Regions from separate parts of the Mus musculus genome. Here regions 2, 3, 4, 5, 6 and 7 are each linked to region 1. Evidence: chromatin loops called from intact Hi-C (ENCODE). Cell type or tissue: heart. All regions are shown on one strand.

Region 1 (4,000 bases):
AAGGTATTGGATGTAGGGTTTATGGAGACATTGAGTCAGATTGTCAGGGGTGCATTTGTTAGGAGAACTATGACCGTGGTGAGGAATCTGAGGAGAGTTCAAGCCTAAGTGGCTGAGTTGGTGTCTCTTCTTATAGCTCTCTGACAAGGGGGGGGGGGGTGATTCACAGCACACATCTTCAGCCAGGCTCCCTCCCTGCTCAGCTGGAGGCAGGGAAGGAGTTGGGGAGAAAGGTATATAGCCTTCAATACTCCCTTTGATGTAAACTCACTTCCCCAGAGGAGAAGTCCTGGCACAGACTCACAGCCAATACTCTCAGCAGAGTGCTAGTCAGTGTCCCAGAGGGGAAGGAAGGCTCACTGCAGGTGTTCTGGCTCAAGCAGCAGGCTGGTCTGGTCCTAACCACAGTTTTGTCAAGGTCAACTCGAGGAAAGAATCTGTCTTGACCTTGTTAGCATGAGAAGCAGTCTATTCTAAAGACGCTAGTGCCTCCCTGTGCCTTTCCCAGGCTGGTGAACCGTGGCCTCTCCTTAAGTCCCACCTGTGAAAAGGAGTGGGTTTGAATCTAGGTCTCACATACAACAGGCAGGTGTTGAAGGAAATCAGGACTTCGTGATGACCAAGAAAAAAAAACATGCTTACAACAGGCAGAATCGTGTGATGAGAAAGGCACATCCAGGAGGAGGAAGAGATTCCCCCCTCCCAGACTCCTAGGGGCCTCTTGTTAACCCCCGAAGTGCTGGGAGGTTCTCTACTAACACTACCAAACTTACAAATGTTTCCAGTGCCTCTCCTCAATGCGGAGGACATAGGATCCGTGAAGAATAGGTCCATCTTGTTCATGCCTCTCCTTTGTTTCTTCACAGGTTTCCAGGCTACTACTGGGCCAGTGACACGTACATGAGGAATGAATTCATATAATTTTGACAGTGCTAAAAAGTAATCATATTTCTTTTTAAAAAATATTTATTTATTTATTATATGTAAGTACACTATAGCTGTCTTCAGACACCTCAGAAGAGGGCATCAGATATCATTACGGATGGTTGTGATCCACCATGTGGTTGCTGGGATTTGAACTCAGGACTTTGGAAGAACAGTCAGTGCTCTTAACCGCTGAGCCATCTCTCCAGCCCCCATGTTTCTATTTTACAGGGGGAATTGACATTTGGAAGGCTTTAGCGACTCTCCTGTACTCATTCATATAGCCAGAAGGTCCAGGAACCTGAAGGTCAAAGGTGGGTAGCTAGAGGTAGGCTCTCCCACCTTGCATCCCCATGAAAATGGCAGCAAGCAAATGTATCATCTCCATTCCATGTCTGTTCTTTGTAACAGAATAGACTGCAGCCCTCTTTAGCTAAACAGCTTAATAGACGAAGGTCATGAGGTCACAGAAGAGAAGAACAGCCAAGGATCTGGGGGAGAGTTGGGGTTCCAGTGTTAGAAATTAGGTTGGACAAAGGCCTTTGGAATCAGGGCTTCAAGTTTTTCTCCAGTGTGACCCATGACTCATCCTTATTTGGAGTTCCAAGAGAGAATCTAACTGGCCAGAGGAGGGCAGCATGCCTGTATTGACTAAGACTGTGTACATAACGGGGAAGAGGAAATTCCTCCCAAAACAATTCAAGTGAGGTTACAAGAAAAAAGTAAAAGTGTATACCAGGAATCCAAAATAAATAGCAAGTGTCCACTGAAGCAGTTAAACGGGAGGCTGGCTGCCAGAATCCTGAGCCAGGAGTTGCCACCCTCCCCAAAGCACCCCAACACCCCCCAGGATGTGTTAGTGGAGTGGGGGGGGGGCTGGTGGGAGAATCTACCACAATGCCATCTTTGAATGCCTGCTGGGCTCTCCTGCCTGCCCCCCTCCTGCCCCCAGTCACTTGTGTTGTTCACACCTTCCTGTGGGATTATTTCAAATCCCTATTTCCTGATGACCCAACATCCTCCTGTGACTGACTGGCAGGGGTGAAGCCTGCCGAGGCCTCAGGTAGCATCCTTGCCCAGCCCGGCACCATTTTCAGTAACATCCTGTGTTCATAACTTTCCAGCTCAGCTCCAAATGCCAGTTTTGGGCTGTGAAATTTTCCATGACCTCCTGCTAGGCTACTCTTCATATATTCCGGCCCACAGACACAGTGTTCAGCTAGTCTCCAGCCCCCATCCTGTGTTCCGTGCCATTATCATCTTACACAGGACACTTCTGACTTCTTCTAACCGCCCCACTGTGGAGGAGGGGTCTACCCTGGGAACCCAGAGAGAGTAACTCTGGTATATTTAAATGAAGCCATCCTGGCAGCACCGGTACTGGAAACCATGGTTTTGGTTTGTGAACAGCAGTGACAGCATCCCTCATTAATAAGGCCGCTACTAAGTCAGGTGAGTGGGTGTCTTGGAATTCTACTACAAAACACCCAGAGAGCCTACGAGTCTGTGTTTAGGACAATGCCTTGAGTTTTTGTAGAACTTACCAGTTCAGTATTTTACCTCAGCAAGTGCCTTCTGTGGTGTCAGGCCTGGGGTTAACATGTTCCATATGCTGCCATCAAAGCTCACTAGTACTATAGGGCTACACAAAGCACAAAACAGGCTTGGGATGCTACATAACTGAAACTCATACGGCTAGCATATGGTATACATAGCAAACTCAGACCTGCTATGTTTCCCAATACACTCAGGTTCAAACCTACCTCCCATGGGTATTTTCTCTCCTATGCAGGAAAATGTGCACACGCGCGCACAAACCATTGTCCCCCACAAAAGACTTTCAGCTTTTTCTGCTCTATGTTTTAATATCTTTATTTGGAGTATAATTTATGTATTAAGTCCACCCATTATAAGGCTATATAGTTGATCTTTAAGTAAATGTATATAGCAGTACAGGCAGTATAATAGTAATAACCAAGTTTAGAACACTTGCCACCCCAACACTTCCCTCACCCTTATGTCAGACCCTGCTGCTACCCTTGCTCTCCTGGGTGGGGTTTTCTTTCTTTCTTTTTTTTTGTTTTTTTTTACACTTCTGCAAATCAATAAGATCAAACATGTGACATGAAGGATGCATGTGTCATTCCATCTAGTTTCTCCTATTGAGTTAAGCATCCAGTATTTGTTTTTCTGGGTCTTGTTTTCTCATTCAATTATAATAATCTCAAGTACACCCATTTTCCTGAAAAAGTTATTTCATTTTTCATGTTAGAATTCTTTATGTATTCTGGCTATAAGTCTCTTAGTAGATACACATACCTTTCCTGTCTATGGCTTATCTTTTCTTTTTTCTCAGTGGTCTCTTTCTAAAAAAGCAAAACTTTTAATTTCCAGGATGTTGAATCTGTCAATATTTTTCATTAAGGGAGCATGGTTTGGGTCTCATGTTTAAGAAATCTTTGTCAAATTTATATCTACAAAGATATTCTTCTGCCTTTTCTTCTAGATTAATTTTGAATTTTTGCACTGGGTCCATATGAGATGAAGAAAGGTTCTTTATTTATGAACCTTTATGTCGGCCTCCAGTTATTCCAGCATCCTTTACTGAAGAGGACATTGGTTTGCCGTAGTGTCGCAGTCAAGTCAATGATTTTGTCAATGACTTTAATGTCAATGTCTGAAGTCATCTCAGTTTCACAGATCTATGTTTTTATTATTATATTAGCACCAAACTGCCATGGTTGCTGCAACTTTATTAAAAACCTTCCAAACTTCTTATCATAATTGTTCCTGTTAGGTTCTTTGTATTTCCCCATAAAGAACCAGCTTGTCAGAACAAACAAACAAACAAACAAACAAACAAGCAAACTAATGCCTTCTGTTACAGACTAAAGTGACAGCTCAATATTTGGACTGTGCTTCTCCCGACCACTGAGGATTGAACCTATAGCCAGGCACACGCCTGACTCCTGAGCTATATCTTCAGCCTTACATTTTGTTTGTTTGTTTGTTTCTTGAGACAGGATCCCTGCCTGGACTTGATCTCACAGTCTTCTCCACTCAGCCTGGAATTACA
Region 2 (4,000 bases), 290 kb after region 1:
CAAGATCATCCCACTTTTAACCAGTTGGAATTAATCGTAAAGCAACTTAGTTACTGTACTAGATAAAGCTACAATAATTTCCATTTCTGAAATATATGCTACACACAGTACAAACAGGTCTAGATGTCAGCAGGACATCAATAATATGCTGTGCGCCCCCTGCTGGCTAGTGTTTAAAATAACAATGAATTTCTCAAGGCATAGGCCTTTGAAGTGCTGGGGTTCAAAACTCAGTTGATGACTTTATTGTTTTTTAATGTACATATCTTAATCAACAGTTAAGCAAAGGTGGTGTGGGGTGGCCAGATTCCATCACAATAGGGGACGTTTAAAGCTGACAACAATGTCAAGAGAAAAAAGTATGCCTAAGCCTTGAAATGCTAAACAATGCAGAATTAAAGCCAAAAGCAGAGAACATCAAGAAACAGAGCAACATCCTCTTGCTGAGACAATGGCATGAAATCAAGTCGTCTTTAATAGCCCTTCAGGGGGTAAGAATTATTTCCCTGCCTCCTGTGCCAGCCTCAAGCTGTTTCCTAAGGAAGCCAAGCGGCCTTGATCAACAATGTCTGGTGGATTAATAAAAGTAATGAAGAATAAAGATTGAAATTAACACGAGTCAGAGTTCTATTTATAATTATTTGGACCCAGACTCAGAGAAGCTGGATTCTGGCTCCTGCAAAGTACATACGTATATGATCCTCTAAATTAATCACAGATAATTTGTATCTGTGTTTCAAAAGATGTATTCAACTCAGACAGGAAGCTGGGTGAGAACAGAGGGCCAAGGACTTAGGGCCCATGGATCTTACCACACTTTCCGCCATGACTGACCGAGGCAGCTCTTGGGTTAAAAGTAACAGAAAGCTCTATGTGACCTTGGACAAGTAACTTTGCCTCTAGCTGCTGGAGTCTAGCATATATGATCTGTAAAATGGGTCCACTAAAATCACTTTGAACCAGAGTTGACGTAGTCTTTAAGCCCTGACAGGAACTAGCTGGAGTTGCTGGAGATACTGACATACAGGGAGGGATCAATATATTCCCGTTTTAGTACCCCAAAAGGACCTGCTGAGCTCTCCCTAAAATTACCCGCTACAATCTAAAGGGCCATTCCCTGGATATTAAAGGATCCCGATATGGGTTTTTTTGCGTGTTGGTACCCTCCCAAACCGCTCACTTCTTCGAAGAAAGAAGAAATTTTAAATTGGCTGGTTCTTTATCTCAGTCTGACACTCACGGGATGCCTATCCTCGCGGCTCTCCTGTCACAGCAGGGCGCAGCACGAGGCGCTAACACCTGTGCTGCGCTCCGCACGGTCCCAGTCAGAAACATCTGTGCACTCCTCCAAACCGCACAGCCACCTTGGGGGACCGTGTCCTCCCAGTTCACGGTTAGCGAGTAGGGCAACTGTTTGCACCAACACCTAAGCCGTGATACTTGCGGCTTGTCACTCCAGCTGTCTGCACTCCTATCCGGTGCGGGAAGGTGGGACAAATGCCCCAATAAGCCCAACTCTACAAGCGGATTCCTCTAGCAACATCCAAGAGTTTCAAGTTTGTCCCAACCAAGTTCACAAATCGTAGGGAGCCTCTACCATCAGCGGGAGCGCCACAAGGTTAACCCGGGAGCGTCCTTCACAGCGTTTTCGGGACTGACTCCCCGAGCCAGGGCGCGGCCAGCGGGGACCCAGGACTGGCGTTGGCGCGCGAGTCCCGCGGCCGCGGCCTCTGCTACCCATCATGGTCGAGTGCCCACCCACGCTGTCACGCGCCAGGAGCGCAGTGGCCTGCAGCCCCGCACGGGACTAGGAAACCGTGGAGAGGAAGAGCGAAAGCGGGTGTGGGGAACTCCTCCCCGGCGCTGCCCACCCGGGACCGCAGCGGATCCCGGTTCCGCTCAGCGTCAACCCTGCGGGACCAAAGCCAGGTCCCAGCCTCGGGGTCCTGGATGGCCAGAGCAACCCCGCAAAGCAGGCACCGACCCGCACTACGCAGCGTGCACAGCCTCTGATAGGGCGCCAAACCGCACGTACCTCGCAAGCGGTGTGTCCAGGACCGGTCGTCCAACGCGAGGTGGGGGAGTAGCCCAGACGAGTCCCCGCGCCCAGCGCGCGCAGGCGGCCGCGAGCTCAGCAGCCGCAGTTCAACTGCGCCATCCGGACCCCGCCGGGGACTTTCACCTCCTGCCGGGAGCTCGCGGAATCGCGCAGCGAAAGTGGCCTGGAAGGACAGCAGCCCGCTTCTCCCTCTCCACCTCTCTCTCTCTCTCACTGCCAGGGAGGAGGAAAGTGGCGCTCGGCGTCCCCGAAAGCCTGGATCACCCCCATCAGGCCCGTGCGGCGCCCTAACTCGGCCGCGCACACGCGCGGGCGGGGTCGGGCGCGCAGCCACAGCAATCAGCGAAAGGGGGGAAGGGCACCGCGGGCCTCGGGGGCTCGGCCGCCTAGAAACTCCTCCTCCTGCCCCTCCTCTCCTCCTCCTCCACTGCTGATGGATGAGCCTAGAGAGCTTGCTCCAGCCTGTGCTTCCCTTCGGGCAGAGAAGGCTGGAGCTGTAAGGATAGAAAGGAAGTCGGGTGTGTGTGTGTGTGGGGGGGGGGGGGGGGGGTTCGGCCCGAGATGGGATGACAGCTGGGCATCCCCGGCCTGGAAGAAGTGTGGAGTACCCGGGATGTGGCGCGCACTGCGAAGACTCGCTGCCTTTCCCTAGATCCTTCAAACTACCAGGGCCTTAGGAGAAGATAGTTTTATTGGATTCCTGGTTGTTGATATAAAAATTCCTTTAAAAAAAATCTCAGAGAAACCCATTCCCACATCGAAGCCCCATGCACACATTCATTCTGCCCCAGTTTGGTTTTTCTCCAGTTTCGGTTATCTAAAGATATGCTCTTGTGGTGTGGTCAGGGTCTCTTACTTTCTACAGCCTAGCTCAAAGTGCCTTCTCCAGCTGCTGAATTAAAGTGCCTTCTCCAGCTGCTGAATTCCATTCCTACGGTTTCCCCGCGGCCCTCTGAACACAGGATAGGCGAGCACACAGGGTCCTGCCTGCATGAATGTGCTTTGCAAGAGTTGAATGCAGCTACTTCAGTCACCAACACAAATCTGGCACTGTTTACGCTTCACTTTCTATTAAAAGGTGAATTGCCCATTGGGGCTATAGCTCGGTAGTAATGTATTTGCCCAGCATACACAGAGCCCTGAGTTTGAGCCCCAGCACCACATACAACCAAGTACGGCAGAAGAATCACAAGTTCAGAACCAGCCTTGGCCAGAGTAGAGGTCAGAAGACAACTTTCTCCCTTTCCTCAAGTAGGGCCCAAGAATCCATCTTTGGTGCATTTCTTCAGGGTTGGCAGCAAGCACCTTTATCCATGGAATTCTGTCACCAGTTACTTCACGGGAAACTCTACAGGTGCCACAACAGATGGAGTGACTGAAGTGTCTGGTTCAAAGACAAGTTTCCAGTCTTGACAGCTGCTGGATCGTCAGGGAACCTTTGCACAAATGAGTAGCCCAGCTAGACTTTTGTAATTTTAAGTTTTTAAAGCCTATTTTTAATGATGTTTCTTAAACACTTTAACCTCCCTTCTTGCCCACCACCCTCCAGAGAAGTAGGAAAAACCAAAGGATATGGGGAAGTAGACCTGTTTAGAAAGGTTCTTTGGAGCAACTCCCATCTGTGTTGTCTGGAAATCTGTAGTTCAGTTCACAGGTTTGAAGAGACAGTTGGATCCACTCGCAAACACTTCACAGATATATGAAGTTCAGTAGAGTCAGGATAGTCAACACAAATCAACAGCGGTGGCACTACGTAGCAGAAACAGCCAGGCCTCAGCCTCAGCAGCAGCAGGGACCAACAGGAATGTCAGGAGAAGCTCTCAGCTATGCCCCTCTGAGAAGCGAAGATCAGCAAAGATTCCAAACCGACCAGCATTACACCGCTAGCTCTATAAACAATCCTAGCTATACTCTGTTACTGTCCATGGAGTTTTACTTATA
Region 3 (4,000 bases), 56 kb after region 1:
CCCCAACAGTCGTGACTATAGTCCCCAGACACCCAGCCTGGTTTTATGGTGTGCTAGGTAAGAACTCTACCGACTTGAGCTTCCTCCCAGATCCTGTTTTTTAAAATTAATTTACTTTTTGAAGGTTTCCATATGTGTCTATGAGTTAAACATATTCCTCTTCATTTGCTGCGCCCCCCCCCCCAATTAGGTCGCTTTATCTCCTTGACAGTTTTTCTTACACTTTCATGTCATTCATATATATATATATATATATATATATATATATATATGGGTGTGTGTGTGTGTGTGTGTGTGTGTGTTTATGTACCTATATAAAATATAGGAGCCACAGTGAGAGCAAATGTACCCAGATGAGGCTCAGGGACCACACTGCTAACAAGCTCCTAGAAGACACTGCTCCACTGGGCTCACATCTGGGTGCTGCTGACGCTCAACCTACTGACACATAACTATGGTGGTGCCACTTGAGAAGCCATGCTACGTTGCTAGACATTGAGGGAAACAAGTTAACACCCCTGGAGATTCCAGAAAACACTGTACATTCCTGGTTGAAAACAAACAAACAAACATGAGACCATTGGTGCACGCACAAAACACAAATGAGTCTGAAATGTGTCCCTCTGAGAGGAAGAAGTTCGTAGCAGAAGTAGGAACAAATGTTCTAGGAAAATCAGTTGCAGCATAGGTGGCCACATTGGTGGTTTGGGGTGTGGTGTGATGGAGGAAAGGGTTGGTTGCAGAGACATATGAGCATTTTATGGCACGAAGGAAACCTGTATGTGGTTGTTCTGGAGTTTATATGACTACATATGAGGGAAAAAATCCTCCTCGACACCGCACAGGACACACACGAGCATTATACCTCCGAAGCAACACAAACTTGGAGCGGTTCCACTTGCTTGTGGAATTAAAAGTCCAAACCTCCTTCCTAGCCCGGCCCCTTTCTAATTCACGAAGGCCAGCCCACCTTTCCCATCACCCAAGCATGCACCGGGTTTCTTCTCGGTCTGTGCTACCTCCTCTACTGGAATACCCTCTGCTCACTCTCTCACAGTACTGCCATCTGGAAAGGCACAGAGTGACCCTCTCTCCCCTCCCCTACTTCTCCACCCCCTGCAACCAGAAAGTACTGTCTGTGCCCACCAGTCTCAGGTCTCCTACTGTCTGCTCTGACCGTGTTCTTTGACTCTTTCACATCTTTCCATTGACTTTGGTCCTTCCTAGGTTAAAGCACGCTAACTTGCTCTCCCCAAACTCCTACACGTCCCTCACGCGCTACCTGTGACTGTAGCCTGTTTTGCGCATGCCTGGATCACAGACTGCCCTCTGCACTGTACTTGGCGCTCTCCTCATTGCTCTGTTCCCATTCTTGTTCAGCTGTCAGTCCTCGAGGACAGAAGCTGAGCTTTCATCCTCTTCAAATACTGGGAATGCATTTTGTCCATTACACAAAATAGGAAGATACTAAAAGCATGGAGTGAATGAATGGCTTCTCCAGGTCATAGTCTTTGTCTCTCACATTGGCCCAAAGTGGTATCATAGAAAGGTAAGGCTGCCGGGGCACCTTCTCTCAGGCAAGAACTCAGTCCTTTTAAGACTCCAGCTCCAGCTGGAACAAGTTTTTCCGGATACAGAGAATGAGCTTAAACAAACTCTGCGTGTTTTGAGGAGGCAGTAACGAGAGTTGCCCGGGCCCCTGGGAGGTCCGGCATGGATGCCTGCTCTGACTCATGCATTCTGCATAGGTGAGAAGACAGTCCGGCAGCGCTGACAGGAGCTGTGGCATGTCACCTGTTGGTGGTGATTGACACCTTGTCCTCACTCCCCTGTTAGAGAAGGGTTCCTCACCTCTCACCCTTGTCCTCTGGAGGAGGTGCCCACCCTGACAGACCTGTCCTCCCAGTACGGCTGCTCCCTGGGCCTGTCACCAGCTCATCAGCCATCGCCACAGTTTCCCCTGGCCCTAGCGTGCTGACAGCCAGTCATGAGGGAGATGCATGGCTGTGGACCCTGGCAGATGACTCCCATGCTACTCATTGGGAACTGAGTTTGAGATCCTGAAAAGAGCACCACAGCTTCGAACAAGCTCTAACAATTTCATATTTTAGTCCTGAGGGAGAAACATACACAAACACACACATCTGCATGTGTACATACATATGCATACATACATACTTATATACACACATGCATATACATACTTATATTATCTGTCCTAGTTAAAATTACTATTGCTGTGATGAAACACCATGACCAAAGCAACTTGGGGAAGACGGGGTGTGTTCAGTTCACACTTCCACATCTTAATCCATCATTGAAGGAAATCGGGACAGGAACTCTAACTGGGCAGGAACCTGGAGGCAGGAGCTGAGACACAGGCCATGGAGGGTGCTGCTTACTGACCTGCTCAGCCTGATTTCCTATAGAAACCCAGGACTGCCAGCCCACGGGTGGCACCACTCACAATACTCGTAGGCTCTCCCCCACTAATCACTAATTAAGAAAATACCCCACAGCCAGATACTGTGGAGAGGCTTTGTTTCCTTTGTGGGTTGTTTGAGATAATGGTTTCTCAGTGTAGATCTGGCTGTCCTGGACTCACTCTGTAGACTGCGCTGGATTTGAACTCATGGAGATCTACCTGCCTCTGCTTCCCAAGTGCTGGGATTAAAGGTGTGTACTACCACACCCAGATTTATAGAGGCATTTTCCCCCAATTTAGGTCCCCTCCTTTGAAATAACTCTAGTTTGTGCTAGGTTGACATATCAAGTCCATGTGCATGCTTGCACATACGGCATACAGCAGGGTCAGACTCCAGAACTTTGAACCACCTGTCTACCTAAGTTGTGCTGAATGGGCTTTCCTCTTGGCTCCCAAAGTTCAGTTTTATGCTAACAGTAGAGCTTGCAGGGAACCCCCACAGTCATTAAGCACTGTACCCCAAGATACTGGGCAGATAATATGCCTCTAGAATATTATCTCATTTAATTCTCTCAACATATGGGTATCATTATTGTGTTTACCGTACAGATGATGTAGCAGACCAGCAAGGAAATACCTTACTATATGTGACATACATAAAGGCCAAAACCTCTCTTAACTCATGTCTATAGAGTTCTCAAGTCTACATTTCACTTCTAGGATCAACTCTAAGACTGATGCTCTCACGAAGATCTCAGGAATACCCACAAAGGGTGCCTGTCCTCTTGCTCTTGTGTGGGTTCTGTGTCTTACAAACCCACTCTCCTGACCCTGCTTCTCAGGTAAAGCCAGCACTGCTCCATCCCTGCTGCCACTCGGGATCTCAGGCTCCTTTTGAGGGAGGGGGCAGGTTTCCAGGAAGTCCTGCAGATGCCAACACTGGGCTGGTACCCAGGAGCTGCGGTATCAAAACTCAGCACTAAATCAGCTAGTGCCCCCTTCCTCACTGTCTCTCTTATCACTGAGTGGTGCCAGTGTTTATTATGCTAGACACACACACACACACACACACACACACACACACACACACACACGCATACACACACACTCCCCCCGCACACACACACTCATACACATTTACCTTGTGTGATTACTCTGCTTCCAGCCCCTTGGCTCTCAGAGCCCTCAGGGATACAGGTTACCGCCTGTGTGCAGCTTCTCTGGAGAACACTCTGGCTTGAGTTCATCAGCTTGCTCCAGGGAGGAGACAGAACAGCGGCAGAAGCAGACTTCAAGATAGGCCTCCTTTGTCTTCTCATTCTACACAGGACCACAATGTTCCTCTGATCTGCTTCTCTCTCTCTCTCTCTCTCTCTCTCTCTCTCTCTCTCTCTCTTTCTGAAAGTCTCACACATGGACCAACCTTGCAGGTATCCCTATGCCATTCAGCGAGACAGGTGCAAACATATTATTATGGTTTGAATATTACTGTCCCCCATCCCTACCAAAGTCATATATGAGATGCTGTACTTGGAGAGATCTTCAGGAAATATAGTCATGAGAGTTCCACCTTCG
Region 4 (4,000 bases), 91 kb after region 1:
TGTGAGTGGTTTTTGTTGCCTGGTCATCTTCATGAAGTTGGATAGGGCAGCTAACTTGACCTCTTTATTTGAGAGTCCTGACTGAAGCCCTGGAGCCTTTTCGCTTGTTCTAGCTTGTCCTCCTAGAATGTTCTCTTGTTCTCTGACTCGGCTCTCAGAGCCACATAACTTCAGTTATATGAGTGGTGTAGGTAAGAGGCTGGAGTCAGACTATTCGGAACAAGGAATTGCCCTCTGTGGGCAATGCTGTTCTTCCGCTCTCAGGGGCCGTCCCCACAGTACTTGCCATACATGGTGTCTGTGGGTCTAAAAACTGGTCAACATCCACCATACAGTAAGCCTGGCTTCAAGGTATGTGGTGGCTCAGCTTTCTGTCATTAGCTGTAGGCTGTCCCCTCGTGGCCCTGGCTTCTGGGCCTTTCCGTCCAATCCCATTTTGGTAGGCGTATTTAATATTTATTGAAGTTCTCAGTTCTCGGCTTCTGGCAATGTTGGCAGCTGAGGGCTTGCTACAGGAACTGGCTCTGGATGAAGGGAAATGCCTTCCTCATGGCCACTTCAACTTGGAGCCACTATGAATAGCTTCCTGTAAGGTGAGGTGAGCTGAGGTCCAAGCTGTGAATGGACTGAGCTCCAATCCAAACCTGGATGAATAGAACCAAAACACCAGAGTCAGTCTGCTGTTTGCCCAGCTCATTGCTGTTGGTCTGCTGGAAGAAGAGAGGCCATTGTTTGAGGCCTGTAAGTTGGCTCAGTGGGGAGGGCCCTTGTCACCAAACCTGGTGATTCGAGTGATCACCAGGACCCACATGGTGGAAGGAGAGAAGCCCCCTGGGAGCTGTCTTTTGACCTCTACATGAATGCACACGTGCACACATGCTCACCAATAAAATAAAATGAAACATTTAAAAGGAAGAATGCTATTGTAGAGTGCTAAGAAGAAGCAGGAAGAGGAGATGTCATAAAATCCATATGATCAACCTCAAGTTGCAGAAAGTCGTCCTGTAGAATGGGGCTGAGGACCTACAAAAGCCAGAGAAGCAGCAATACTGCTAACACTATCCCAGGATTTTAACTCATTCTATCTTCATAATTTTCTGAGTTTGGTGCTTATATTTTATAGATGATAGATCTGAGGCACAGGAAACTTACTGCTTAGCTGGGTAGGGTGCCGACCTGGTCCTCGCTCTCAACCAGAATCCTAGAAGTTCCTCTCCTACTGCTTGAGCTGGTTATTCTGACCATCCGAGTTTCTAGAAAGAAATCCTTCCCTTTGGATGTAACAGCAATAGCCCTGCCTTGACAGGGTTCCCAACTGCACCCAGTCTTGCAGCTTAGCTACAGCAGAAGTTAGAGAGCAACTGGAGCTTCAAGAAAGAGTCCTGATTCAGGACTGGTGCTTAGAAACCCTTCCCTCATCGAAAGGATTGAAGAAGAATCAGTGTAGAGAAAAAGGCTAAAAGAGAGTAGTAGAAAGCTGAGCCAACGGTCAGGGGTCCCCTGCAGGTCTTGTTGGGCTTTGGTTTATGGGCCAAGGACCCATGGGCCAGCATGAATCAGGAGTCAGTCAGAGCCAATGACTCACTGCACACAAGGCCCAGGGGTTCAGGAACACATCACAAGATGCTGAGACATGTCTCAAATGCTTGCCAGCTGAGCCCATCTGGAACATGAGTCCTGAGCATGAAAGAGTAGGAGACAGAGGAGGAGCTAAATGTGCTGGTCAACGAGAGCTCACTAAGAAGTCACATCCAAGGCCAACATGAGGCAAAGGCTGTTCCTGGGACCAGCTCCACAGTGCTTAGAGCCAACTGGGGTGTTGCTGTCACAGCTGAATCCAGCTGCTTCCAGGGCAAGGAGGAGGGCACTCCCGTTTGCCCAGCCTCCCTCCAGCCCTGTCCTTGCAACTTACCCTTGTCAGGGCTGTCTGTTTTCTCAGGATGACCCATCCATTCCTAAGCGTAGGAGGCAAGAGAAAGAGACACCACCAAGCCTCCCTTGATGGTTCTTTGAGTCTCTCAAAGGAAGGAACTTATACACAAAGCCATGGAACTGTTCCTACTAAACTAAACAAAATTTTTACACTTGTCACTATTGAAATTTGGTTATAGAATTATTTGTTCCATGTCTGTCTTTCTCACTGTGAATTCCACAGCTTTGTGTGTGTGTGTGTGTGTGTGTGTGTGTGTGTGTGTGTGTCTCGGACAAGGGGGTGGTGTGGGGGTAGGGGTTGTTGTCTTGTTCACTGGAGCTTAGGAGAGTGCATGATACATAATTGGTACTCCATACCTGGGTGTTAGGAGACAAACCCTCCCTGAACCCCGAAGTCTAGTTCTTAAGGATTAGTCTGATGAAACCCCCTCCCCACCCACTTTTCAGGGACTGAACCTCAGATGTTCTGAGTCTTGCACCCCAACCCCTGACCCACCACTGAGGCCTTAACATTTGCAGAGCCAGCAATTGAAAATCCCCCTTGGAAAGTACCAGAGCTGGGGCCCCCGGTCACGTGCCCCCCCCCCGTCACGTGGGGGCCCAGGCCCCCCCCAGAAGCTTCCGGTATCAGGGGCCAACCTGGGAAGACAGGATCTCTAGGAATCACTCCGGGCTGCCCTACTCCCACGAAGAATTTGAGAAGTGAAGGGATTGTTCAGCCTTTGAAAGGAATTGTCAACAGCTAGGGAAAGCAACTGGGACTGAGGACCGCTCCTCTGCTAGGGAGGGCCCTGGCTCAGAGTCAAGTTGGCTCCCTTCCAGGTTTTTATTTCTGGTGTTTGGTGGTTAAATAAAAAAAGCCTATAAACTTAACTCCAGTTAGAAAAAAAAAATCAACTATTTCAAATATTGATCCCAGATAATCCCTTCAGACCTGGCAAGGAGACCACCCGCTGTGGGGGAGGGGGGAGCAGGTGGGGGAACTGGTGGAGGCTCTGCACACTGGGCTGAGAGATTTGGAAAACTCTTGTTTTCTCCTCTGAGTCTAGGAGCTAAGAGACTAAGAATCCGCAAGTCCATGGCTGCAAAGAGTGCCCCTCCCCCCTCTCGCCTCCCCCCTGCTCACGGCGGGACAGGAACATTCGATAATGTACCTTTGTCTATTGTCAGTAATAAGTAAATATAATTTAATGGCAATAAATTTAAAATTATATATATATATATATATATATATATAAAATCTGATCACTGAAAATGGCAAATTCTAAGTGGGGGAATTGGCAAGGTGTATATTTACACAGTTCACACAGGGAAAAATCGCCTAGTACACAAGAGCTGTTTACTTGACAGTTGCTAAAGAAATGGAATTGGAATAATGAGATATGCTTTCACGTATTACAGATTTTTTAAATGCCACTTGCCGGTTTTAACTGTAGGAAAACCAGAAAGTCAACTGGACAAAGACCACAACTGGTACTGGGTTCAGGGACCCATCAAGATGTTCTTATATGAAATTGTTTACCCACACATGCATAGGACATATAGCTTTCCTTTACAGCGGGCACAGTGGGCAGCACAGCCAAACTCTTCTTTGTAGGGGAAAAATCTGTCCTCTAGGTGTTGGGAACCTCGGAGAAATAAGACTGATTGATTGCATAAACTAATCAATGAAAGAATTGATGAATGGATGGATGAATGGATGAGTGGATGAATGGATGAATGAATGAATGAATGAATGAATGCACTAGTTAAGCAGTCTGTGGCAATATTTCTTAATGATTGTCCATTTGGTTTTTACTTCTTCTGGGAATCCAGAACTTGACTTGAATCAAGTTCCTGTCTTGAAAAGCAACCAAACAAAGTATCCTGAATCCAAAGGTGTTTTTTTTACTTAAATCCTACCATAACCTAGAGAATACCTCCAAGCCTGGCCCCTAAACCTGGGAAACAAAGAAACAAAAAACCACAATTGAACAAAGAAATGACTAAGAAAGACTTACCTGTGTTCCTGGGCTTCCCGATGTGCAAGAGGATATAAGTGATCAATTCTGCCAGACTTTCATAGTCT
Region 5 (4,000 bases), 130 kb after region 1:
GGTGGAGATGAGGAGGTGACTCCCCATAGTACCAGCAGATGTATGTTTGTTTTATTAAAAATAGGAATTAGATTACACGTGAAGGTTTGCAAAAGATGTAAAATCAAAAGAATGGGTTTGAATCCTGGTCTGCTATATGCAGGTGTGTGTCCAAGTTTGATAGAGAGGCTCTCTACAGAGCTGCTGCAAGAATTAAATTCTGTAACACCCTATGCATTTAGCACAAAACAAATTCAATGTGGGACCCTCACCACCATTAATAGTCTAAGCATCTTCACCTATTGCTGAAGGTTTAAGTAGCAAGATGATCAGCCAACACTGATCCCAAAGGACTTAAAGACCAAAGGTGATACCTTCACGAAGGTTCCAATAAAAACCTACTATTATTCATGTAGCTTTGATGGCCACTTGCCCTGCCCATTGAGGAAGAAACACTGCCTGAAAGACGTCCCTGTTCTCGGCAGTGGTGGTTGACACGTTGCCTGTATCTATGGTCCATAAAAATGCAACTGCAGTAAAGAAAGATGGAGCAAAGGGGCAGGGATAGTCGGCTCTGTGGCAAGGACATCAACAGGAATAGCATCAGGTCAGTAAAGCAGCTGGGGAACCCACAGGTCCCCCCTGATGGCCCACTCTCAGAAAGAGCATTAGCTGTTGTTATTTTAAATAAGCCAGGACTATTGGGCCAGTGATCTCCTGCCTTTTCCCAGTGTTATTCCAATGCCCTGTGTAGCTGAAACAGGTTTCAGTGCTCTACATGGAACAGAAATGATTTCAGAGCCCAAGAAACTAATCATACAGGGTGAGGGGATCATCATAAAGATGAGAATCAGCAGAAAACCTACCTGTTCCTGCCAAGGAAGACGGATTTGCACACAGCCCCTTGGGAAGCTCAAGTTCAACTTCTCAATTTGTTTCACAAACCTGAGCAATAAACGGTTCACCCACTTGCTTCTCCAACTAAAATCTCACCTCAACTAGCGAGTCTCATGAAATTGCTTTGATATTTGGTTTAAAAAAGTACCTTTCCTCTTAGAGTTTTATGTAAAGAAAACACTGAGTGTTCAGTATAATGGCTCTGAGTTTGAATAAAAGTAATTACCTACTTTACAAGAGAAATTACTTAGAAAAATACCACCAGAGTTTAACAAAAAAGAATGAAAGAATTGCTGGAAGTTATAGTGTTGTAATATTAAGGCCTAAGTACTGTCTGGCACAGGGCACAGCCAGTTGCTGTGTTCAATTACCATCTGAATGAGTGCTCTCAAAATAGGTAAGGGACAGGGACAGGGACAGGGAACATGTGGCTGCTGCTGTTAATGGCTTTTATAGCACAAAACACAGCTAGCTGTTGACCAACTATGAGTTCTTTGCAATACAGTTAATTTACTCACATTCCTTTCCCCTACATGCAACAAAATGGCAGCAGTATCTGGGCAGCCCAGTTAGAGAGAGACCACCAGACCTTTTAGAAACCAACCAATAAAGTAAAAGAAACCACACTCAGGACAAAAGCCATAAGCATCTGAGATGAACGTTCTGCGTTTAGGATGGCGGAAATGAACTGGAAATCGGCTCCTCCTTACAGGTCAGCTGACCTCCACGCCCCCTGTTCTAATGCTCCCTTTCCAGACAAGAACATGAGAAAGAGGGTTTGTGAGGTTTTTGTCACAGCCAGTTGGGTATGGAGGGAGCAAGAGGAGAGTCCTCAACTTCAAGGCTGTGAGCCAGTCCTACCCCATGCTCCCTGCCTTTCTGTAGGAATGTGCACACGGAAAGGCACAGCTCTTTTGACAAAGGCCCAATCGCATTTGAGAAACTGGCAGCACCCACCTGCCTCTTTTCTGGTAGCTCATGCCTGCTCCAGAACCGCCCACTGCTTAATCCTGTCAAACCCCAGCCCTAAAGTGCCATCCTAGGGGTGCCCTAAACCCCAGATCTGGTGTCAGTACCAGTCAGCATGGCTCCCTTCTAATGCCTAGCAGCTGGGACCGAGCTCCTCACTGGCTCTTGCTCGGCAATTCTCTGCCCTTCAGGATGGAATGACATGGTCTGTGATTCTAATCCTGAAATACCTTACCCTGGAGGCCTGACATCCCCTCTCACCCTGCCAGCCTTTTCTCAGCTTGACACCCTTAGACAGCAAGGCATCTGGAGAGTGACAGGCTGCTTCCAGACAGGGAAGATTGTAACTACTCAGATCTTCCCTGCTGCGTTTGGTCCCACCCCAAAGCTGTTGACAGCTGCCTGATACATTGTAGCATACTCCTGCCCCTGGTGCTGTGGTATCCTCCCCGCAGTCCTCAGGGTTCCCTGCTAGAGGTCTGCCCCCACCTTTCCTTAGGGTGCTCACACCACACATTTCACCTCCTCTTCTATTCGGCACAGCATGGTGGGTGTTCTTATACATAAAGGGACAGAAACCGGAGGTGTAAGGAGGACCAGCATTTGCTCTTGTACAAGGTTCTGAAAAGTCATTTATAAATGTCAACTTTCTTTCTGCCAGTATCCCTAAATGGACAATGCTCACAGGTCACAGCCCCTCTCAAGGGTATGGCAGCTTGGAGCCAGTAGAATCATGAGTGTGGAAAGCTGGACTGTGAATAGTGTGCAGGCCCCAGCACGCCATGGACTCACAGAAGCACATCTGAGTGTAGCGGAGAGTAACAGGGCAGAGCCAACCTTTACCTTGACCTGATACTTTAGTGGCCATTAGAATCTTCTGCATGCTACCTAGACTCCTCCACTAAGCCCTTTCTCTGGTCCCTTGAGCTATTCTCTAAGGAATAAACAATCTGTAAATAAGTTACAAAGTAGCCACAGGGACAGAATCAGCTAAGGAAAATCTCTTGGGGCAAAGAATTCTTTTCTAAAGCTACCAACTGGCGTTTAACTTAGCTTAATTTTTTTTTTTTTACATTTATTTGTTCACTATAAAGTGTGTGTGTGTATGTGTGTGTGTGCCACAGAACACGTGTGGATGGATGTCAGAGGACAACTTGGGAAAGTGTATATGTGTCATACCATGCAAGTGTCACAGCGTGCTAGTGAAGGTCAGAGGAAGCTTGCAGGAGTTATTCATCTTCCTCACCATGTATGTTCTAGGGAATCTTTACAAGACACGCCATAGGCCACCATGCTTACCTTTATAATCTACTTGGAGGACCACGGCCAGGGGCTTGGTGAATGTCTTCTTATTCTGCATCATGGTCCAGATCATGGTGGCATCTAGAGAGGTGCAGGCGTCGTCAGGAGTCACACACTGTGGAGAGGCAGAGCAAGGCAGTCATGGCTCAGAAAGAAGTACCCTCCCCAGGCCTGCAGACGATTGTCCTCTGGCCCCTTATCAGACAGCTCACGGCTATGAACCATGGGAAAAACAGGCCATCGGTGTGCTTTTCAAAGAACCTTAAATAACCAGGGAGCTATCACGACAGGCCCAGTGTATTTTCAGCTACACTGGAAGATGCAACTACCAATGGACAGCTTACAAACATCTTCCTTGCCCCTTGGCCACAAAAGAGCTAGATATTTCTGAATTAGTCTGTCAATTGGAGAACTGCAGGAGTGGTTTTTTGGCTCTGTACCATAGTGGCTTTGTATAAGTGGTTTGTGATAACACCCATGATCTGTAGCTGTGGGGAACTGCACTTAAAGTGTTATACAATGATAGGATTTATATTTCTAATATAACCACGCACACTGTCATGGTTGTTGGATATTTTTTTTTCACTCTACAACATTAGGCTTCCCACAGCATTTCTTTCCCTTTTTGTTATTTTGATTTGGCTTATTTTTTATTCTTGGTGCTAGAGATTTAATCCAGTCCCTCACACATGCTCAGTGAATATTTTATCAGTTCACCATATCCATGGCTTAGCCTGGGGTTGACTGTGCTTAACTTAGGTCCTAGGGAGGGAGTGACGCCTAGGTGTGTAAGCTGAGACCAGCAGTTTCTAGATATTTTAAGTCCTGAAACTAATCAGAAATCTAGACAGGA
Region 6 (4,000 bases), 66 kb after region 1:
TTAAGATCTGTGTGTGTGTGTGTGTGTGTGTGTGTGTGTGTGTTTGTGCATGTGAACATATGAGTGTAGGTGCTTACAGAGGCCAGAATAGGGAGGTGTAGAGCCTCTGGAACTGGACTTACAGGTGGTTGGAACCACCTGATGTGGGCAATAGGATCTGAACTCAAGTCTTCAGCAAGCATTCTTAACCCCGAGCCATCCCTCCAGTTCCCTCTAGAATTTTAATTTACTATTTCAAAATTATGACCAATTTCCAAAAGACCTCTTAGAGCTCTGCACGGGGGCCATGTTGTTATGATTCCAATAAGGACTGAATTCTAGTGTGACAAGGAACTTTTCTTTGACAGGAGGTTGAAGTAGGAAGGCTTGAGACATGGTTTCAAAGCCTGACCCTCATAATACCAGAAGCCTTCTAGATGGTACAGACATCGTGATCACAGGGTCAGACATGGATGTTGGCGAGCTCGCTGTGTTATTTTATTGGGTTCTTATACGTCTACCTCCCTTCCAACCCTTATTCCACTCTGATCCCTTGTAACCCTCCAGCACTAGGTAGAAGAGAAAGAAGGTTAGAGTGGAAAGGTCCAACACTTAGACCCCATAGGCTACTTCCTGCTGATTAGGGCCATTGATCTCCTTGAGGCAAGTCCAATCTTTGCTGTCAGGACAGCTCCAATTTCTTTATCTCGTCAAACCACAACAACAATCAGGAGCAGCCGCCATCTTCTTCAGAGTACTTCCTGCCTCTCTCTCAGCTCTGGCATTTATGTACTCTCCAGGGTCCCCAGAATTAAACTATCTGCAGCTGGCAAAGATTACGCCCCTCCTAGAGCATGAGATAATCATAGTTAATGGTTGTGGACAAACTGAGGCAGCCCCATATCCCACACCTGGGATTAAAACAAGAACATAATTGAGTTTTTAAAGAAACCAAAGTTTTCACTACACACGGATGCAATTTAAACTCCTTAGTCTGCTTCCATAGTTTAGACTTATTGGCTGCCATGTGTCTCAGCCCCTGCCAAGACTAGTGTTATAGTCACCGTTTTGTTGCTATGGAGAGGCACCATGACCAAGGTGACTCTTATGAAAGAAAGCGTTTAATTGGGAGCTTGCTTGCATTTTCAGAGGTTTACTTCATTATCATGGTGGCAGGGAGACAGGCACTGGAACAGTAGCTGAGAGACTGTGGGACTGACATGGGCGTCTGCTACCTCAAAAGCCTACCTCTAGTGACACACTTCCTCCAACAAGGCCACACATCTTAATCCTTATAATCCTTTCAAATGGTGCCACTCCCCATGGTAAAGCATTCAAATATAGGAGCCTATGGGAGCCATTCTTATTCAAACTACCACAACTGCCTTCTCGTGGTCATCGGTTGTTGTTGTTGTGTTTGGTTTCAGGTTTGTGTTTTTGAGACAGGGTTTCTCTGTGTAACAGCTCTGGCTGTCCTGGACTCACTCTGTAAACCAGGCTGGCCTCAAACTCACAGAGATCCACCTGCCTCTGTCTCCTGAGTGCTGGGATTAAAGGCATGCACTACCACACTCAACCCCATAACTACCTTCTTAAGGCACACGGTCAGGTGCAGAACCTCTCTGGTGCAGCTTCCTTTGTAATCACAGAGATTGCATTAACTGCTGAAAGAAAATGTGGCTTTTTCTGAGGTGGGGTTTACTGACTACTCAGAGGTTAGTTTCCTTGGTCCTGAGGATTTAAGAAGGTGCAGTAAAAAGAATAGAGAACATCTCTCCAGTACCACACATAAGTCTGCACAAGAACTGCCAGGGATGTACAGATAATATCAGTCACGTAGCAGCAACTTCAAACAGTTTGCTCATACACAAAGTTTGCTGACTGACTGAATCTAGGCAGCCTGTGTGCAAAGCTAACTCACCATTCAGTCATGGAACTAAACTATGGTTTAGCCTTTTTTCAAAGTAAGAGACACATGTGTGACACGTTGCTAAGTCTTGACAGCTGTAGGTGTGTGGAGTTCCTCCACAGCAGCCCAAGGTGGCCCACTGACTGTCCTCTGGGACACAGATGAGCTGGGAACCAGAGCTCAGATGCAGCAATATCCAGCATCATTTAGGACAAAGCAAGAACAACTTGCTGGAGTGTAGAAGGGTTTAGGAGGGTTTAGAAGGTCATGCTGTGAGATGGTAGAAACAAATTGTTGGAGGATCTCCACAACAACAGAGGAGAGAGTGATATATCCTCAAAGGCACCATTCTGAGAGGTGAAGGAAACCATCAAAGCTTTCAGAGGTCAGGCAGAAACAATGCTGCCGGCCTAAGCCAACCAAACAGCGCGGCTCAGAGGCTGGCAGGTGGCAGAGGCCAGTGGCCCTGATTTCTTATTTCTGTCCATCACTCCGCGTACACATTGTGCTGTGCTGGACTTGCCCTCAGATTAAAAACTTGCTGCTTTGCCTAACAAGCGGACTTATTTATAGACTGTTACTATGTAAAGCGACTCCACATTTCTAAAGTGACAACAGGTCCTTAGGCAGAATTCTTGGCTGTGACACAGCAAAAGTGTTTTAGAAAGATTAGCCTGTCAAAGGTGCTCTAAATAGATACAAAATGAAATGGGGAGAGCGGAGACAGAATAGGGAGTGGGCAGGGGGAGGCCTTGGCGTACTGAGCACAGCGTTAGGGGAGAGTGATAGGCGATGCCAGAGCATGGCACACTGCTGACGGAGTTGACCAGGCTGGGAGAGGGGAGAAAATTATGGAGGATCTTAAAACAACAGGCAGAAAAGGGAATCTGGATCAGCTAGACAAATTTTACCTGAAGGTAAAATTCTGGGTTTTTGGTCCAGCTGCCATTGCCCATCGATCTTCTTACTGACTGGTTGCAAACCACAGGCTACCCATTCTTCCCAGACTCTGTTGTCTGTTTTTAAGTGTATGGCTCACACAAGTTCTACTACTCAGTCCAACTCATGGGCTTTCATTTTCAGTGTTTTCAGGTAAATCGTAATGAGCCCAACTCCCACATCATGTCACCTCTTCTTTGGCACACACAAAACAAGCATGGACCTAAGTGAAAGATGGGTAGGATGGTCCACTGCAAAGCACTTGACTTGGATCTGGCTGCATTTGTGTAGTTTGGTGCATTCAGAAATAATGCTATTGTGGTTTTGGTGTGAAGTGTCCTCTACAGGTTCACTGTTTGCACACTTGGTCCTCTCCTCAGCTGTGGACTGTCTGGGAGGTGGTATAAACTTCAGTAGGTGGGACCTAGCTAGAGACAGTAGGCCCCTGGGGCCATGCCTTTGAGGTTAATCCTGGTTTCTGGCTCGCTCTCCTTGCTTTCTAGCTGACACCCATGAGATGTTTCACTCTTCACTATGACAAGCTGAGACCTCGGAAGGATGAGACAAGATAAACTTCTTCCCTTTAAGTTGATTTTCTAGGTGCTTCATGTCATAAAGTACCATAAAATTAACATGGATGCTTGCAGATCACTTCTATAGATTAGAAGAAATTTGTACGAACTAATGTGATACTTTGACTTGCATTTTAATATGTTTTATTATAAATGTCTAGAAAAAAGTTAAAATTGGATATATCGGAAAGACAAATTATTCATTGAGTCAAGGAAGCTGATGTTCAGAAGTCAGTCAGAAATGTAAGACAGGATGTCACTGTGAGGTTGATGATCAATGCCAGAAACAATAGACAAAGGATGCATCAATGCTAAGTGAAAATAAAAGGCTCTGTGATGGAGGTGATTTCTGGCCCAGGCAACTTAAAAGAAAAGTTAAGGAAGACATGGAGGGAGAGAAGAAAGGAGGTGGGGGGGGGGGTGGAAGAGAAGAAAAGAAATATTTACAAGGTGTAACTATACCCTTTATGAGGCATAAATATACCCAAGGAAAGTAGGCAAAAATATTTGTAGCAATTTAAAAACAAAAGAGGCACAAGGAAGAACAGGATGTTATGGTTTGAATATGCTTGACTCAGGGAGTGGCACTATTTGCAGGTGT
Region 7 (4,000 bases), 170 kb after region 1:
ATGCCAACCTTTCTCAAAAGATAAAGATAAAGGGGCAAGAGATAGCAAGTGAGCTATCATTTCTGTGGGCTGTAGGTGGCAGGTGCATGAGCTCCGGCTTGGGCTATCACTCACAATCCAAAGGGTACCCTGCTGACCACGTCCACCACGGGATCACTCACAGTTCATAACCCTAACCCTAACCCTAACCCTAACCCTAACCCTGATCTGCACCAGGGACTCCAAACCACCCAGGAGTAATGGCAAAAGCAGAGATTAAGATACAGATTCTATCCCACGATAAGATGATTTCTAAGCCAGAAAACTAGATGACAAGGATCGGAGATGCAAAACCTACATTGTCTCAAGCAAAGTGGACAGTTTGTGTGTACCCAGAAAGGAGCTGAGCCATGCTGCAGCCATTCCCTGAAACGGGTTGTGAGGTAGCTTTGGGAGCTGTCCCACAACATCACCATCTGCACCCAGGCACAGCCTAAAAGTTTCACATCAGCATCCCAGAGCCTCCTGGGAGAGTTTTTCCTCTCCTCTCATTATATGAAAATAAAACATTCTGTAACTTCCCTTAACAAAACACTCATTTTTTCTTACCAAATAGCTCTCCGGAGGTTGTCCACTATGTTACCCACAGCCCCAGAGATTAACCTTTGACATCAATGCCGGTGCCTGGGAAGGGCAGATGCATTACGTCACCAGATTAGCTTTATTCCAGAGCTCTAAAGAACCTCCTTGGACTATGCAAGGAAAACCAATCTTCTGTTCAGTGTACTCAAGTTTGTTTAACCTCAATTTGTTGAATGAAAGCGAGGCCTTCACAGGGCTGGGGCCGTGCCTACACACAGACATGACACAACACACCAAGTAGAGCCAGGAAAAGTCCACACTGGGTGAGTCCTCCTGGACAGGATGTCTCGCTTAGGAAACTACAAGAGGGCAAACCAGGGCTCTGGGCCACTCATCTACGCTGCAGTCACCACCCTCCCCAACCTGTCAGGACAAAAGCTTCTACAAGCCCTCTCTGGACCAGGTTTACCAGCTGAAACTGGACTCTCTCCAACGTTCTAAGTGCCACAGTGACATTTAGGAGAGGCTCTCTTACCACAAAGGGGCAGAAACTCAATTCTAGGAAATATGGTAGTTGACTGACCCCAGCTCCTGAAAGGCTCAATCCCCATATAATTACATCTCTGAGGGACAAGCCACAAAACCAACAGATAAGCGGCCTCTTGAGAAGAAACGCATGGTACACAACCACTTGGAATCTCCTCGGGACACAGTGAGTCATTCGGCCAGAGATACTGAAAAGAACCACCACGAATCTGGAAGTGTTTATTTAATCTGCCTTCAAGAGAGAATTTATTTGGGGAAAGACTTCACTGAATGGTGCAGTCAGGTCCCTAGGACACAGGGGTGACACCTCTAGCCTGGTGGGAAGCTCCGTTTGTTTACAGTTCCCTAAGCCATCTGCCTACATGCTCCTCAGAGTCCACCTCCCGGAAGCTGCTACCTCGTCTGCACAGGCAAGAGGGCAAGTCTCATTTTCTCCAACTTCTGGGATCTAAACAACGGTACATTTTTACACTGAACCTCAACTCCCAATTTTCTAGCTAGCTCTGCGAGCGAGCGGTAGAAAGCTCTCTGAACGTAGGTGACTCACCCTTCCCTGTCAATCCCTGGGTCATTTTCCTCAAGCACTCGGGCAGAAAAAACGGATGCTGAATCGGTGAACAGTTCATACGAAGGACATCATAGAAGGTTTGCTAACTTTGTGGGCTCTCAAGTATGGGGCAGAGCTGCCAAAGGATGTTAGAAAGATTTTGTTTTTTAATGCAAAACCATAGAACCCAGGAGTTTTTTCAATTTGTTTATTTTTAAGTTCCCTCCTCCACATGCAAGCTTGACTGAGTTATTCCCAGAGCATTTTTGGACACACTAACCCTCGGTTACACATTGCTTGGCTTGGAAAGGTAACAGCTGCGCATGTGTCCTGTTAGGTGGCGCATGCGCCTTATTAGGCTGACTCCCCCCAGTGCGGCCCTGAGCTCACATCTGGGGCTGCTTAACAACTGATTGGAAATTTAGCCTTTTGATTTCCAGTTAAATACTAGGCACAGGAAAACAAATAGCACTTGTTTTCACCGAGTCTTGTCAGGCATCCAAAATGCAGTGCAAATCAGAGAACTGCCTGTGGTTTGGTGGCAGAGGTCCAAAATACTTGGCCTCCCCGCCCCCTCCAGTTTAAGGAAAAGGAGTAAGCCAGATTTTGGCAATAAGGATTTTTCAGTCACCCTTCCCCCTTCTTTGGACACGCAGAGCTGTTTTTTAAATATTCAGTGTGTTCCTGGTATTAATTTACATTTTTCATTAGGATTAAGTTTTGATTTGTTTTTAAGCCAAAGCCAAAGAATAAAGTTCGGTTTTCCTCACTTATTCCAACTGCCATGCCTTGGTATTTACTCAGATTTGCTGAGGAGGGCAGGGTTCATATTGCTATCTTCTGTTTCCAATTAAATTAGGATATAGTTATCTAGCAGCCGCATTATCAAAGCATAAGAGTTAAAAAAAAAAAAAAAAAAAAACTTGAGGGAACTCGGAAGATCAGCTTAATCCAAATAATCCAAAGTCTTTATCTGTGATGGGGGAACTGAGCCCGGGGTAGCACAACCATGCGCCCTGATGCACAACTCCTTAGTGCTGGAGCCAGAACTAGAACCCATGCTGGGGAGATTAAGCCAAAAACAAAAACCTGGGTTACCAGAAAAAAATACAGGACACCAAATTAAACTTGAACTGTAGCTAAAGAATGTATGGATTTTGTTAGTGTAATTATGTCTAAAATATTGCACAGGCATACTTAAGCAAATTTATTTATCTGAAACTCAACTTGAACTAGAAACCTGCATTTTTATATGTCAAACCCTGGTCACTGTGCTGTGAGACCAACATCTGCCCTGTCCTATCCCCATCTGGCTGCCAAAGATATCCACATTTCTTTCCTGATTTAATGATAAAATGGCTGGGAAAAAAGAAATCACAGGACAGAAACCCATAGAGTATAACACTGGAAGCAGCCGCTTCTTCCCGGAGACTTTCCTAGTCTTAGGCATCCTCATTTCCCCGCTTTAAGTAGACTACAAAACAGCTAACTCTCAAATGGATAGGCCAGACCAGACACTTTATGCTGTTAAGAATCAGTCACTAGGGCCTGTCTGTCTGTACCTGTCTGTCTCTCTCTTTCTCATTTAAATTTATTATTGTTGTTGTTATTTTATTATTTTACTTTTAAAGACAAGATCTCACTATGAGGCAGCCTGGCCAGGAATTCTGGATCTTTTTACTTCTGCCTCCAAAGTGCTGGGATTTCAGGAACATATCACAACATGAGGCTGCCAGGCTCTCATCTTGAAAATTTCTTATGTAGATTATGAGCTTGAAGGGGGAAAAGAACTTGGGTTTGGCATACAAAGCAAGGCTTGAAATGACCCTAACATTAATAATTATGTTTTATATATATGTATATATGTATGCATGTGTGTGTATAATATGTATGTATCATATATAATATTTATATATAATATAAAAGTGAGGTTTTAAATGACCCTACTAATAGTAATTATAATGATATGTAGAATATTTATAAGTGACATTTAATAGCACAATAATCACTTACAACAACAGAATAATAATCATTAGTAGGGCAAGACACATGTATGAAAGTCAGAGGACAACTCTGTGGCCTTAGCTCTTGCCACTCACCTTCTGTGAGTTTTAGGGATCAAATTCCGTGCAGATCCTTGTACATCAGGTGTCTTTAACCCCCTGAGCCACCTTGTTGCCCACAAGATGAAAACAAACAAAAAAACCCCACCACAGTTAGGGACAAGGAGTAAAGTAAAAATATGCTAGATTTTAGGAAATCTAGTTTGGAGCGGAGACTGTAGTTTATTTAGCACCTGAGTCCATGCTCAGGGTACACGAGGTCCTGGCTCAGCTCCCAGCACTG

Evidence for each region. Hi-C counts contacts between places; a loop is a spot of excess contacts. Peaks named below come from ENCODE experiments on the same cell type or tissue, not always from the same donor. Only the 100,000 strongest peaks of a DNase experiment are listed, where the experiment ranks them.
Region 2: a loop joins it to region 1, with 4 times the contacts of the local background. A loop is called at or near these places in 23 of 42 quality-filtered maps.
Region 3: a loop joins it to region 1, with 2.4 times the contacts of the local background. A loop is called at or near these places in 2 of 42 quality-filtered maps.
Region 4: a loop joins it to region 1, with 2.4 times the contacts of the local background. A loop is called at or near these places in 2 of 42 quality-filtered maps.
Region 5: a loop joins it to region 1, with 2.4 times the contacts of the local background. A loop is called at or near these places in 5 of 42 quality-filtered maps.
Region 6: it touches region 1 in a loop (2.3-fold over the local background); 2 of 42 quality-filtered maps call a loop at or near these places.
Region 7: a loop joins it to region 1, with 2.8 times the contacts of the local background. A loop is called at or near these places in 3 of 42 quality-filtered maps.

Annotation. Positions count from the first base shown.
Region 1 is chr5:106,994,526-106,998,525 of GRCm38, forward strand. No RefSeq gene overlaps it. Among named protein-coding and RNA genes, the nearest start is that of Cdc7, 32 kb to the left of the region's middle. In heart, a CTCF peak has its summit at 1,552 (motif pointing right); DNase peaks (open chromatin) are centred at 1,516 and 1,936; H3K27ac peaks cover 2,434 bases.
Region 2 is chr5:107,287,220-107,291,219 of GRCm38, forward strand. Tgfbr3 (transforming growth factor, beta receptor III) reads right to left here and starts at 2,410. Exons shown (of 17, transcript NM_011578.4): 1 at 2,036-2,410. In heart, CTCF peaks have their summits at 169 (motif pointing left) and 2,196; DNase peaks (open chromatin) are centred at 522, 1,422 and 2,292; H3K4me3 peaks cover 2,904 bases; H3K27ac peaks cover 2,149 bases; H3K27me3 peaks cover 279 bases.
Region 3 is chr5:107,050,284-107,054,283 of GRCm38, forward strand. Gm33474 (a long non-coding RNA gene) reads left to right here. Exons shown (of 5, transcript XR_001784912.1): 2 at 3,146-3,267. Among named protein-coding and RNA genes, the nearest start is that of Gm33474, 3.7 kb to the left of the region's middle. In heart, no CTCF peak of the experiment used is centred here; no DNase peak of the experiment used is centred here; H3K27ac peaks cover 3,599 bases.
Region 4 is chr5:107,085,776-107,089,775 of GRCm38, forward strand. It overlaps Gm42146 (a long non-coding RNA gene), which reads right to left. Exons shown (of 5, transcript XR_880522.2): 5 at 1-644. Among named protein-coding and RNA genes, the nearest start is that of Gm42146, 6.7 kb to the right of the region's middle. In heart, no CTCF peak of the experiment used is centred here; DNase peaks (open chromatin) are centred at 1,616 and 2,646; H3K4me3 peaks cover 221 bases; H3K27ac peaks cover 2,457 bases.
Region 5 is chr5:107,127,317-107,131,316 of GRCm38, forward strand. It overlaps Tgfbr3 (transforming growth factor, beta receptor III), which reads right to left. Exons shown (of 17, transcript NM_011578.4): 14 at 3,145-3,262. Among named protein-coding and RNA genes, the nearest start is that of Gm42146, 35 kb to the left of the region's middle. In heart, no CTCF peak of the experiment used is centred here; a DNase peak (open chromatin) is centred at 2,125; H3K27ac peaks cover 3,189 bases.
Region 6 is chr5:107,060,033-107,064,032 of GRCm38, forward strand. All of the region lies in intron 3 of Gm33474 (a long non-coding RNA gene), which reads left to right. Among named protein-coding and RNA genes, the nearest start is that of Gm33474, 13 kb to the left of the region's middle. In heart, no CTCF peak of the experiment used is centred here; a DNase peak (open chromatin) is centred at 2,419; H3K27ac peaks cover 2,796 bases.
Region 7 is chr5:107,165,983-107,169,982 of GRCm38, forward strand. The region is part of intron 4 of Tgfbr3 (transforming growth factor, beta receptor III); the gene reads right to left. Among named protein-coding and RNA genes, the nearest start is that of Gm42146, 74 kb to the left of the region's middle. In heart, no CTCF peak of the experiment used is centred here; DNase peaks (open chromatin) are centred at 849 and 2,139; H3K27ac peaks cover 1,252 bases.